3 separate regions of the Mus musculus genome follow, and all the other regions are linked to region 1. A link is a contact called in ENCODE Hi-C or POLR2A ChIA-PET data. All regions are on one chromosome and are shown on one strand. The core of a region is the stretch at or near the end of the contact, and the rest is flanking DNA. Distances in the headings are between cores, read along the strand shown.

Region 1 (4,682 bases), core at 1,566-4,065:
AGAGAGCAAGTGAGGTGAATGCGGAGAGTGAATGAAGAGTGAGTGAAGAGAGAATGTGAGGTGTGTATGGAAAATGTGTGTGGGAGTGAAAGGAAAGTGTGTGTGCAATGCTTGTGGAGGGTGTGTGTGAGAGTAAAAGGGGAACACACAGAGGTGTGTGTGAGTGTGAGAGTTCAAGAAAAGAAAAGCACACAGAAGAAAAGCAGAATACACAATTGAATGCAGAGTGTGTGCCGCCTCAAGCTGCGAGCGAGTGGGAGAGAGAGAGAGAGCAGGGAATGAGAGAGAAGAAAACCTTTAAGCCTTGAAAAGTTGCCTGCCAGCTTGTACTCAGAGTGAATAGAGTAGTCTGTGTCTATTCACTATGAATCTTCCAGTAGAGAACTCCGATCCTGTGTTGAGGCTGGACCCTGACAAAGACTCAAGACCAATGAAGCACCCTGTCCATTGAGTCCTATACTCTCTCCAAACATCACGTGTCCCCTCAGGCGTCTTGCCTGAGTCTGCATCATATGACTGACTTCTTCACATATCAAACTTGCTTTTTCACTAGAATGTAGTGATTTTTCACACATGATAAAGATTATATACACGATGTACGTAGAAGCCGTCTTATTCCTGGGGTCCACATGATGGAAGCAGAGAACTGACTCTGGGACGCTGTCCTCTGTCCTCCACACCTCAACTGTGGACTGTGGATGAGTGTGAACAAACTCACAATAATAGACGAAACAAAGAATCTAAAAGCGCCTGGCGTGGTGGCGCACGCCTTTAATCCCAGCACTCAGGAGGCAGAGGCAGGCAGATTTCTGAGTTTGAGGCCGGCTTGGTCTACAGAGTGAGTTCCAGGTCAGCCAGGACTACACAGAGAAACCCTGTCTTGAAAAACCAAAAAAAAAAAAAAACTAAAAGCACAATTATCAAGCCCATGTTTTGGAGAAGGACACAAATTCAGTCTGTTTACACCAAACAATTACAGTTTAAGGGTACACCCCTCTGCCTCCCACCAGCACCCAGTGAGCCTCGTGTGACTCCACTTTTCATGTCCTGAAATCATGGCTTCCTTCCCACTGCAGCCCACTGTCCAGGTCATCTCTCTTCCATCTGTGGCTGGACTTCTTCCCCTTTGATCAGCTGTCTTCAGACTCACTGCCAGGCAAGGATTTTCTTTTTCCATTGTTTTATCATTTCTTGAAAATTAAAGAAAGCTTCAATTAACTTTGGACATCTGAAATTGCTTAAATGTCTCAATTATTGTTATGGTCTATAAATGCCCCCCCCAGGGGGTGTGGGAACACCATGGTTTTGTTCACTAGCTATTGACCCAGTACTTTTTCTAGGACAGTTTCTTTCGGGGCCACCTTCCCCACTCTTTTACTTTTTCCATTGTTTCTTTCCCATTTTTGCAATGTCTTATTGGAGGTCATTTTTAAATCGCAGATCTGAAGAGTGCTTCAGGGTCCATTGGTCTCCTAGACTCACAATCGAGTTACATTCCAGTAAATTTATTTCTACTGGGAGTAGTTCTTGTATATTTTGGTATTTATACATTTTAGTGATTGTAGCAGCTTCTACCCTCAGAAGTCTTATTTTCTGTCAGGTTCAAATGAACATATCTAAATCTTATCATGAAATGTTTTATCAGGAGCAAACAGAAGAACTGGATGAAAAGTAGGCACACAAAGTACACGCCAATCATCGCTAGAGTCTTGCCTTCTGTCAGCTGTGCCTTTGGTATGATCAGTTGAACTAACAATGCCGTTTGATTTGGGGGGGGGGGTCACAGCATTGCTTCAGCAGTTTGAATGATGTAACTTCTCGAAGAACACATCGAAATGCAATAGCTCCAATAAACACCATAGCCCTTTCAGCTTGTTTTGCTGATAAGCAGACCACTGAATGGCAAGTGCACAGAGCAGCCAGGTCCTTCCCCATCTCCCATTGAACTACCTATTTTATTTGTTAAAATAATCTCCTAAGAAACACTTTCCAGATGGTGGCTTCAGTTTTTGCTAGAAGGTGAAAAACGATGGAAAGAATTAATAAACCCTTATTGTAACTGTATCCACAATCCCAGGCACTTGCAAGCACGATCTTTTGTCTCTAGAGGATCACTGCATGGAAAAAAAAAAAGCATTCTTTCAGTAAACCCTCGCGGGCCTCTGCTTAGGGACCTGCGCAGCTCCCATCCCAAGGGCCTCAGAAAATGGACAACCCGCTCTGGTACGAGCCCTGGGCGGAGTCTCGGTCGTTCGTAGAAAGCCCTGGCCAGAAGCCTCGCTGGGCAGCAGGAGCCAGCGGCAAGAACAAGGCGAACCAGGGGTTACAAAGCGGAGGGCTAGGGCCAGGGCGGAGCCTTAGGACCGGGGGGCGGGGCGAAGTCGGGGAGGAGCCTAGCAGAAGACAGCGCCAGGAGGCATAGGGCGGGGTCTTAGGGCAGAGAGGCGGGGCGAAGTCGGGGGTGGGGTGGGGGAGAAGCCTGCAGAGGGCGGCGCCCAGAGGTGTGGCATATTGGGGGCGTAACCGGGCTTGGGGCAGAGTCGATGTGGGGTGGAGCTGGCTGCGGGGAGCGGACAGCGGGGGGCGGGGCAGGCTGTGGCCGGGGCGGCCCGGGGCGGGGACTTCTGGCACTTTCTGGGAGCTGCGGGCGATCGGCTCACAGACCTTCTGGCCGGAAACCCGCGCGCTCCCGCTACCAGGGCCGTCGTCGTCAGCGCCGCCATGGCCAAGTGGGGCCAGGGGGACCCGCGCTGGATCGTGGAGGAGCGGGAGGACGGGACCAACGTGAACAACTGGCACTGGTGCGGTGGGCCCCGGGCGCGAGCAGGCGGGCGGGCTCCTGGGAGGGCCGCGCGGCGCCGCAGCACGGCTGCCCGTGGCGGGAGACGGTTCCTAACTGCGCTGGTCCTACGGCTTCAGGCTCCTCCTGAAGTTGGGCGAGCTCCAGAAGGGACTTCTGTCTCACCCTACCGGACAGCTGTGCCTCGGTCGCCCCTCACCCAGCCATCCTCGGCCTTGAGATGCGTAGTGCGCGTGCGTGCGCCGACGGTGCTGTGTCCGTGTGCAGTAGGAAGGCAGGGACTTGGATCTCACTTTCTTTGCTTTGTCTCAGTTTGCACTAGTTATCTGCCCCCCTTTGTGTCTCAGGAATACCGGGAGATGTCTGCCTCTTTGGCGGGCATTGGGGAAAGCTGAGGGAAGCAGAGCCCAGACTGCACCATAAGATGACTTAGCTGTCCTGAAAGAATTATGTTCTAGGCTGGATTCTATGATTAGGACACTGACGTCTCAGGCTGCTCTTTGTCCCCTTAGATGAGAACATTAGAGAGAATGCATAAGATAAATATGGAAATGCCAGATAACTGATATTGTGGTTAAGGCTATTTAAATGACTACCACCGTTACAGGTGGCCGCAGCTTAGCCAATCCATTTCCTGGGGTGGAGATTGCTGGACCCTTTTCCCCGGGGCCATTGTTTTTAAGATTACCCATTATTATATGGTGAATAATAGTGTCTTAAGAAACTGAGCAACAGGCTTAGAAGATACCTAGTAGAAACCTCGTCAGAGAAGCACATTTGCGAGTTGGAGGCTGCTTGAATACCAGGACTCACCTGGTCTGGGTTTGGATGGCATCCTGGCTGCTCAGATGGAGACCAGCTGGGCCATTCACCTGTCTTTCTATTCTCTGGCAGGACAGAGCGGGATGCCACCATTTGGTCCAAGGGGAAGCTCCGAGAGCTCCTGGTTGGCATTGCTATGGAGAATGAGGCTGGCCGATGTGAGATCAGTGAGTTGAAACAGGTGGAAGGTGAGGCTTCATGTAACAGCCGCAAAGGGAAGCTTATTTTCTTCTATGAGTGGAACATCAAGCTGGCCTGGAAAGGTAATGGGGGTCCTGGCAAGAGGCAGGTTGGGGACACCCTGTGTACAGTCTTAACGTTTAGTAGCAGTAGCTGATGTTCGGATGTGCTTGGTGTTGCTATGTTCTGAAAGCTGCACTTCACTACTCTAGATGCCTGAGGGGCAGTTCTTTCTCAGTTAAGCCCTTTTACCAGCATCTGTGACTAGGGCCTTAATGCAGCTGCCACCTGCCACCCTTCCTCCACAGATGCCTGCTTCCCTTAAAAATGTTTAATTATTTCAAAACTTAAAAAATTATTTCTGTGTGTGTGCGCACATACTTGGGTGTCGTAGCACGTGTAGAAGGCAGAGTTGGTTGGTAGCAAGTGCTTTTGCCTCTTGCTAGCTTATCTTTGTTGTCTTAATTCTATTATGTGTGTGGGCATGTGTGCCATGGTGGGCATGTGAGGTGCAAGGACACAGGAATTTAATTCAAGTCACTAGGCCCCAGCAGTAAGTTCCTTATCCATTGAGCCATCTTGTCAGCCCTCCCTTGGGGACTTTATCCTAAGATTGGGTTCTTTGGACAATCCATATAGATAGAATCCTGTCATACATAAAACTCTCTGCTTTCATTCCACCTTGTACCATGTTTTAGTACTTTATGCTGTTTTTATGTGCATTGTGTGGACAGAGCACATTTTATCTCTTTACCTGTTGATGGACCTTTTTGTTCATAGTTGTCTTGACTTTACCAAGACACGTGGTACTTAGCTTATGGTTCAATACTTGTTGACATGACCAAAGGTCAATCATAGGGAAAGGGAGAGAACAAGGAGA
Region 2 (4,878 bases), core at 62-2,561, 270 kb before region 1:
GGGGGAGTTGTATAACAGGATGAATTTTTTATGACAGGATAGTATATATTTTAATTATCCAACCCCCCCCCCCCCACACACACACACACACTTTGGCGTTCTTTGAAGCGCATGTAGAGGTAAGAGGACAACTTTTGGAAGTTGATTCTGTCCTTCCATGGATCAAACTCAATTTGTCAGGCTTGGTAGCAAGCGCAATTATTCTCTAAGCTATCTTGTTGGCCATGCAAGATGATATTCTCTATTTCCCCTCCATTACTTGTTTTAGTCAGTAAATGACTGGAGAACGTAAGAGGTGGAGCCAGATAACCCTGAGTTATTTCTGTTGTTGAGACAGTCCACCTACCTCAGCCTCCCGCGTGCTGGGAGTGCAGTGCGCTAAACGGGGCTGGATAATCTTAAGCTTAAATCGTGCAATTCCTTTCTAGAACTCTAAAGTATGGACAAGCTACTCAGCTTCTCCAAACCCCAATCAACCCTAATACTCGTGTATACAATGACATGCTAATACATCATAGACTAAGAGAACAGGTGCGTATTAGCAACTGAAGGCAAACAAGATTCCGCCTGACCTGTCAAAGCACCAAAGTTCGGTCCAGGCCTCAGGCCGTGGGTATCTCGGCCAATCTCTGGACGTCGTGTACATTTATACAGAATGGGGTTAGCGGCCTCGCAGTGCAGCTGAAAAACTTTGGTAGGTAAAAGACGTAATGTAGATATAGAGGGAAAATAAGGCTGCGGGGGTCCCCGTATGCAAATCTGCGCCTTACTGCCGAACGCGGGCGCTGGCGCTTCCGCACTTCCCCTCCAGAGCACCCGGACAACTCTCTGGCGCGGGGGCGGAGATTTGCATGTGCGAAATCGGGAAGAGGGGGAACCACCGGTCGAAAACCCCGGGCGGGCCTCGGGCGGCCAAGGAGCGCGCCCGGTGCACCGCCCGGCCCGCCTCCGGCCGCTCGGCCAGCATGACGTCACGAACACGCCCCTCGGCTTTAAGCGGCGCTCTCAAGGACTCTGGAGGAGGGGGATTTCTCAGGGACCGACGGCTTCTCACGCGCGGAGTCGTCGCTGCGCGCCCTCACGGAGCTCCCGGCGCGAGCGTGCAGGCTGTGGTGGCTCTGGAGGAAGTAAGCGCACTGGCCCGCGCGGGGTCGCGCGCCCGCCGCGAGGCTCCGCCCCCCGCCCCGGGTAGGCGGTGGCGCGAGTGACGTAAGCAGCGGGAAATCCCCCCCCCTCCCCCCACGTTCCGCCGGGCGGTCCGCCCCGCCCCCTGCCCCTGCCGCGGCATCCTGGCAAGGCGACGCCAGGACACTAGTGACCGGAGCGCGAAGATTCGGGGGTGGGAAGGTGTGAGCCGCAAACCCAGAGGAGCCGGGAAAGAAGAGGAGGCCCGGGGGTGGTCCGAGGACAGGCGTCCCGGCTGCGGAGGCTGCTCAGCCTCCTCACTGGTTGGCTGACTGACGGGCTAGCTGGCTGACTGCCTGCCTGACCGACTGCCTGGCTGACTGACTCACTGACTGACTGACTGGCTGCCTTGCAGCCTCGGGCCGGACGCTGGAAGCTGCAGCGAGCGGCGCGCGGAGCCGAGCCATGGCCTCGAGTGAGTACCGGGGCGAGCACTCGCGGGTCACGGGGAGGAGCTGTCGGGGGCTCCGTTTGGGGTTAGGACGGTCTGCCTTTCAAGTCTTCTCATCTGGCAAATTGTCAGCCGTTTGAAAAGTTGCCCGCTCCGGGGTTTGCGTGTGAAATCAAAGCGGCGCACTGTAATCTGATCTTCTCCTAATAGCCAGAACCTTCGAAATTCCCAACGGTGTGCTTTTAGGATCACAGGGGGTAATCTCAGTAAAGGAGAGCAGAGAAGCCTCGCGTTTAAAGACTCAGTGGTATGGAGACCCAGTTTTACATTTTTGAACAAAAAAGAGGAACCTCCGGACCTCAGACGAGCTTTCTTTTTTTAAGTCCAATCGTGCTAGCGGCTGACACTGGTACAGAATGTGGCGTGGCTGTGAAAGTCCTCAGTGGCGTTTTAATTCGTTCCAAGCGAAAACACTACCCCCGCCCCCACGAGCTAAAGATGTTGCTTGTCTAATTTACCGTGTAGAGACCTCGATCCCTTCAACCCCCAACCCCAAACCTGCACGCGCGTTTTGTTAGCAGCAAGAGGACGAGATTTGATTATACTTTAAAGTAACTGGTAGGGTTGAAAATGTCATCGTTTAATGTCAGTGTTTTATCTGCCACTAGTAAGTTTTGGATCATCTGCTTTGAGGGGGACATTTATAAGAAACAGTTTACAGGACAGGGGAGTTTAGTATGACAGTCGTACTATATGTAAAGCAAGCACTTGAAGCAGCTGAGATGGTGGTGGGAGCTAAAAATGACACCTTCTGTCTGTAGCAGGACGCTGACCCTTATCTTCCCAGTGACCCTCAGTAGAAGGCAGCCGACGTCTGGCAGAGAAGAGGAAGTAGAAAGCTTAGTGAACTCTTTAAGAGTTGAGCAGAACAATATCATAACTCCTGCTGTAAAGGAAACTGGGGTGTTTCACATGACACTTGATTTCAGTTTGTCTGTGGTTTTCATGAGAAAACAAGTGTAGTTTAAAATATTTCAACTTTCTCTTTACCCATTTAAATGAAGCCAGGCTTTCAGATGCTCTAGTAAATTTGTAAATTTAACTCATGTTCTGATTAGAAGCACAAAAAGGCTTTAAGTATTTAATTCATTGGTAATCAGAAAGAGATTTTTGTATGACATTTGTAAAGAGTGGCAAGCTTTGTTAAAACAGTTCTGTCCTTGTCTACCTAATAGAATCTTATTATATAGTGTATGAATGCAATACTTGAATTTTTTTCAACAGAAAAGTCATTTATTAAAGAACTGTAAGACAGATATGATTTTAAAATGTAATACAATTGCAATTTGCCTAAGGACATATATTTTGTGCTGTTATAGAAATGATTCCAAAAGTTAAAGTGGGGAACTTTTTAAAAGAAATGGCAAGTTTTAAGGATTTAGAAGTTGGGTTGGGCTTGCCCAGCTTCTGTGAAGCCCTGGGTTCAGTTCTCAGTACTGTCAGAGAAAAAAAAAAAATCCCAACAAACATAGAAAACAAATCTGCAAGTTGTAGTATCATTATCTTCTTGCTTTTTGATCTTTTATCAAGGGTTGCACTAAATGAGACTACTTAAAATACACCATGTCATTTAAATTGTAATTCTGCTATTTGAAGTTTCTAGGCAAAAATATAGTTTAAAGGAGTCTGGGTACCTTATATCAGTTATAAAGACCAAATAGAGAAAAATTATGAAATAAATTTAAAATTCCCATTCCCTTTGAAATACTAATTTAAAAGCAACAAAACTGTTTAACTTATGATTATGTAATTTAGATCCTTTTTTTTGCAATATAGTACTGAAACCTAGGAAAGTATTCATATTGATTACCAAGCATTGAGATCATTTGTTCATTCCTCTCCGATGTCATATGTAAATAGGTATGTGTAATTGAATAGGTGGTGCTTATAAATGTAAAGTGTCGTAGATAATAATCTCCTGGGCAGAATTATATAAATGTTGTGAAAAGACAGGATTTTATATGATGATACTAATTATTGTTCAGGTAAATTAGCAAGTTAAGACTTCCTAGCTAGCCATTAAGCTGTTTTTCATTGCCTTTTAAACAATACTGTGCTTTGTTCTAGCTTTTTGATAAGATTAATTATAGCAGGCAACATGGAAAAAAATGTTCCTGATCAAAGATCTGCATATTTAAGCAGTCATTATTCAAACAATTGTATTCTATTTAAGTTAGCTGTCTTGTGTCCATATCTAAAAATTTTCACTATTTCCTAAAAAGAACAAAGTGGAGGGAGGTGCACAGTTGCCTTGTAAGATACATACTATTTTACTAATGATTAAGATTGTCTTTGGTGAAATGTACTTTAAAATTTAGAAAGTTTGTATTTAGTCACATTTTTTTTCTTTAACATGATTCTGCTGTGTCACATAACAGGAAGTATAGGAAGGAATTATTTTTGTGGACCTTACTACTCACCAACTTTTTGTATGAATTTCAAGATAACCTTTCCCCCCCCCCAATAAAAGTGAACATAGCTGTGTGACAACTTACACTTTAATAATAGAGCTGGAAGTTAGGAGTGGCCAGCTAAAACAAATGACTTCCTTTTTTAAGAAGGAAGACTGTTCACAAATACAGATGTTTCAGAAACGCAGCACATGAAAAAGAGATAAAGGTGTTGTAATAGTAGGTGATGTAACAACAAGAATGAATGGAGAAAATGGTGGATACAGGGTATATGTGGTCTCTTTCTCAATTTTTTTGTTTCAATTTTCTCCCATATGGGTTCTCTGCATGATTGTGTTTATGGGCACATGAGCTGAATATTGCAGAGGAAGATATATTTTCAAAAAAAGTGTTCCTTTGAAATTTGTACTTAATTGGATCTCTTGTATTTTTAAGTCTGAAATCTTTTTTTTTTTAAAGATTTATTTATTTATTATATGTAAGTACACTGTAGCTGTCTTCAGACACTCCAGAAGAGGGAGTCAGATCTCATTACGGATGATTGTGAGCCACCATGTGGTTGCTGGGATTTGAACTTGGGACCTTTGGAAGAGCAGTCGGGTGCTCTTACCCACTGAGCCATCTCACCAGCCCATCTGAAATCTTAATAGAGATGATTTGGCCCTGCCATGAATTTTTTATTTGAGGAAAGACTTTTAAACATTACTTTTGTATTCTAGTAGGTAAAAACCTCTCAGGACTGGTTTTTAGTTTGTTGTTTGTTTTGTTTTTCCCGTATCCACAGCAGTGATATCTTACTGCAAACCGTTTACACGGCTTTGGTTGGCCTTG
Region 3 (4,502 bases), core at 266-2,765, 490 kb after region 1:
TGAGGCAATCCTGGACCAAAGGAGTCACTGTCTAAAATAAAACAAAAAAGCCGAGGATGTAGCTGTTGGTACACCACTTGCCTAGCAAGCACAAACCCTTCGGCCCACCCCAGCACTGCTAAGGAACAGGGTGTCGAGGGAGCGAGTGCCCGTCCTGGTGCTTTATCCCAGCAGAGTGCTGGTTTAAGTCCAAGGTTCCCGGCTTTTAAAGTGAATAAAAGCTGGGCGTTTTTATTACACACCTTTAAACTCAGGAAGCAGAGGTAGGCAGAGCTCTGTGTGTTTGAGGCCAGCCTGGACTACACAGAGTGAGTTCCAGAACAGCCAGGCTATGTCTCAGAAAACAAACAAAAATTTAAAAGGATGCTAAGATGTTTTAACTGTTAAGAGCACTTGCTGCTCTTGCAGGGGACCTGGGCTTGATTCCCAGCATCCATATGGTAGCTCACAACTCTCAGTAACTCCCAAGGCACACATTCATACACATAAATCTAAAAACAAACACACAAAATGAATAGAACAGATGAAGGAGAGGGGGTGGTTACATTCAAAATATACTGTATGAAATTTTTAAAGAATAAAAGCATTGCTGGAGAGATGGCTTAGTGGTTATAAGTACTGGTTGCTTTTCCAGAGGTAGAGATTATGTGTGTGTGTGTATAATCTCCTCCTCCATATATATCCTTCTGCTAGAAACATATAACACATCCAGGACATAATACTGAAAATGTTTTGTGAAAAGATCTCACTGCACCCATATCATCCCTTTAGGGAACTGGGATTTCGGCGGTTTGTTTATCTGGATGCTTCTCTACATCTGGAGCATCTGTCCACTGAACTTCAAACACGGTTTGCTAATGGACTGCTAAAATCCACTCCTAACAAAAACTGATAAAACACACTTGTCAGTACAACTTATCATCTGAAAGTTGATCTTTTATGAAAACTATGGGCACATCAGTTGTCTTCGGGGGGGGGGGGGGCAAAAATAAATGTAAAAATCAGAACTAAAAAATTATTTATTCCCAAGATATACTGGAGAATAAATAGGAAGTAGAGTTCTGTTCTTTGCATACTCTAGAAATAGCTATAAAAAAACCACTCTCCAATAAAGTTTTGCAGCAACCTTTAGTTGGGGCAGAGAGCAGGGAGGGTCTACAGAGGACACCGCATTTCCACCCGTCCTGCCCGAGACGATCGGACAGCCCTCAGACCCCTCCGGGCTCTCACATTACCGACGCCCGCATCTGCCACACTTTCTTCTGTTCCTCCTCCTCCATGGCCGCCGCCAACCCCGCTGCTACCAAGGACTCTAAGGAGTCTTCGCTTTCGTACTGGGCGACCCTTGCTCCGGTGATGGGATTTGCAGACAGGAGAAGGCTGGCTGCCGCCAGTCTGGCCTCCTGGTGCGGCGAAGCCATCGCCCCGCCTCCAAGCCCAAGCGCCCGCGCCCGCCCAGGGCGGCGTGCAGGCGCTGCCACCTAGCTCACAGATCCTGGCTTGGGGCGAGCGGTTACTAGGGGCTCGGTTACTAGGGACGCTACAGGAGGTGGCGACGGACCATAACGCACGCAACGTCCTTTTTCACTGTCACAAATGCGAACCCCGAGTCCAGCTAGTGTCTAATGATGGTTTCTGATACAAGCCTGCGGTTTCTAGAAGCATAACTGTCTGAAGCTACACAAACGACTACCACAGCAAGCTAAAGTAAAACGCAATCTTCAAGCTAATTGCTCAATGGGAGTCTCACCAGCGCCGGAACAATTACTGATTCACTTGAATGACACCCAGGTCTCCGGCAAGGGACTGAGCTTTTCTCTGGTTTCTAGCTTTATTTCTGTCTAACTACCTAAACGAGAACTTCTCGCGGTATACGGACTTAAAGCAGAAAGCGCGTTTTAACTAGCTGGATCAACATATTAGGGCACAGAGGGACAGGAAGGACCGGGTGTTGGGTGACCATCCCAAGAAAAGAACAGGCTTTGCAGCGCGCTATTCAACATGGCGGAGAACCCAGTTCATCTCTAATTGACAAGAACCAGCGGGTTGACCAATCAGAAGGAGAATACTTATTTGTCCCACCCTCTTTTTTCTCGACTGACCAGTAAGACACTAGACATAGGAAGTGTCTGTCACTCAGACCAGTGAGTGAGATGTGGTAGCTTGTCTAGCGGTTCTGCAGCTAGCTTAGCGGCAGATTAGAGGGGGCGAGAGCCTACAAGGACCACACCCTCCCAGCTCAGCCCTGCCAACCTCCTGATCGGCCTCAGGTTTTTGGCCACTTTGGATGCTTTTTCAGTGAACTCTCAGCCACCTGCAGCATAACACTTTACTTAGAACCCCAGCTAGCGCCCCTGTCCCCACCCTAAGGTTCCAGTACTTTCCACGTTATGCGGCACACCTTCCACAGAACCTGTTTCTGACGCAGTTGTTACCACCCCTTCCTTGTTCCCCTCTGCGAAGCACCTATCACCTTACCTTCCCTGCCTCCTGTTTCAAAACGGTTGAGCTTGCCTTTTCCAACGGAACTGATGATGGATACTGGTTGGTTCTGAAAAGCTAGATGTGGGGAGGGATCCATAGCCATCTGAATGAGAGAATAGTGACTTTCTGCCAGCCACATGCAACTAGTTCTGTGATGGGACTTGGTGTAAACAAGACCTATTGACAGACTGAAGCCCTGTAAGTGGGATGGTTTTAGGAACATGAAATAGTAAATAATGGATATGAAGGACATCAGTGTGTACATAGAATAGGAAAGTTTCGGCTGACAGTATTCTAAATTTGCAGATATCTATTAACACAGCTTTTAAAAAAAAGGTAGATCTGAAAGAAAATGGCACCATTAAAGTGCTTTTGCAGGCCAGCCAGTGGTGGCGTATGCCTTTAATCTTAGCACTTGGGAGGCAGAGGCCGAGGCCAGCGGATTTCTGACTTGGAGGTCTACAGAGTGAGTTCCAAGACAGCCAGGGCTGTCTTGAAAAACAACAAAAAAATTGTAATATACAAGATAGTGAAATGAATAATTATGAATTCTGACAAAAATGAATGCCCATGGAATCACAGGACAGATACACAGAGAAAACGAACAAACGTATATACCAGTTGATACTTGAGTATATACTTGAGTGTGATGAGAAGCAAGCACCAAAGATGTTAGAATTGCTTGTTAGTAGTACTGGGAGAGGTTCTTGCAAACACGGATACTATTCTACTGAAAGCTTTAGCTTCTTGTTAGCCTGTAAAGAACACAGAGGATACATACTCTCAAGCTCTTTCTCCATCAGTTTCTTAACTATCAAGTTTTTAGCATTTGCATTGGCTGATTTCAAGGTTTGATCCCTAGTTACTGAAAAAATAATAATCTGAACAAGAAAATTGGCATTTGTGAAAAAGGAAAATGAAGGCAAGTTCTGCCATCCAAGAACTTGGAATCTCTTTAGGTAATCTGAATGCTGATGCCTCAATTAAATCCAAAATAAAATCCCTGTGATGGTGCTAGGAGGCAGGGCCTTCAGGAAGTTAACTAAGGGGCTCCACCCTCTACAAAGGGTCCATGGCTTTAGTTCTTTGATGATGCAGATTTCCCAGAAGGATCTTGTAGATTTTATCAACTTGAAAGAGATTGAGACCCTGGCATCCTTTATTAAAACTTTATGTTCCAAAGCAAACAATTTGACAAGTTTTAGTGAACGTGAGAAATATTAATCTCCCCTTTGTCATTTCCTCAGAAGAGTACTGCATGTAGTTCAATGAAGCTAAAATACAAAACGCATACCCACAACTAAAAATAGTCTAATGAGAAGACAATGTCTGGTATTGCAGAGCCATCTGCAACCATGGCCAGCAGAGCAACATTGGAGGAGGTAAGAAAGCAGTTCATTTCAACAGGACTCAGAAGTCAGTGTTGGTTCACACTTTAGGAATCGGACACTAGGTAGATTTTTTTTTTCTTTCTTTTTTTTTAGGCATATTTAAGTACAGCACAATTCAGCAAACTTTTCCTGGAGATAATTAACTCAAGCCCATGTGCATAATAAAGTTTAAGGTGTGATTAAATCAAAACTCTGTAAACATAATACTTTCCAAGATGGGTTCTATAGATTGATCCTCTGGGAGAGGAACAGTGTGGTCCTGGCTACGTAGTGCAAAAGGCTCCGGGCTATATTACAATGCCTGCTCCCAGTCTTCTAGGCAAAAAAATAGGTTACACTTGTCTCCCATTGAGGGGACAATACTGGGTAACATTCCTGGTTTCCCTAGTGTTTATCTGTGAGCACAAAATGACCTCTGCCACTTTCTAATAACCCCCTTCAAAAATGTAAGTGCAGCTCTTGCACAGTTTTGGTTTTAAGCTTAAGTGCCTGTCATATTTTATACAGCATTGATTAGGCATTTTAACAGGTGCACAATTGTTCTGTCTTGCTAGGTTCCTTGTAAACTGCTGACTCAGTTGTGTTAGGCCCTCACCTTGGGTGGTGATAGGTTCCATGCACAAGATC

Evidence for each region. Hi-C counts contacts between places; a loop is a spot of excess contacts on that map. ChIA-PET counts read pairs that join two places held with the same protein, here RNA polymerase II (POLR2A).
Region 2: a map of heart shows a loop between it and region 1 (3-fold over the local background). The contact joins the promoter of Rel here to the promoter of 1700030C12Rik in region 1. A Hi-C loop is called at or near these places in 1 of 37 maps with a recorded cell type or tissue (heart). POLR2A ChIA-PET finds 5 or more read pairs at or near these places in 2 of 5 experiments (Patski and embryonic stem cell).
Region 3: a map of T-helper 2 cell shows a loop between it and region 1 (4-fold over the local background). The contact joins the promoter of Fam161a here to the promoter of 1700030C12Rik in region 1. A Hi-C loop is called at or near these places in 7 of 37 maps with a recorded cell type or tissue (T-helper 2 cell, heart, left cerebral cortex and 3 more). POLR2A ChIA-PET finds 5 or more read pairs at or near these places in 3 of 5 experiments (Patski and embryonic stem cell).

The regions. Positions count from the first base shown.
Region 1 is chr11:23,495,894-23,500,575 of GRCm38, reverse strand. It overlaps 1700030C12Rik (RIKEN cDNA 1700030C12 gene), which reads right to left and starts at 2,815. Exons shown (of 3, transcript NR_166706.1): 1 at 2,665-2,815; 2 at 1,991-2,114; 3 at 913-1,190. It overlaps Ahsa2 (AHA1, activator of heat shock protein ATPase 2), which reads left to right and starts at 2,537. Exons shown (of 9, transcript NM_172391.4): 1 at 2,537-2,801; 2 at 3,695-3,885. The coding sequence starts at 2,722.
Region 2 is chr11:23,767,402-23,772,279 of GRCm38, reverse strand. It overlaps Rel (reticuloendotheliosis oncogene), which reads left to right and starts at 1,311. Exons shown (of 10, transcript NM_009044.3): 1 at 1,311-1,600. The coding sequence starts at 1,591.
Region 3 is chr11:23,005,360-23,009,861 of GRCm38, reverse strand. Fam161a (family with sequence similarity 161, member A) reads right to left here and starts at 1,515. Exons shown (of 5, transcript NM_001363283.1): 1 at 1,236-1,515.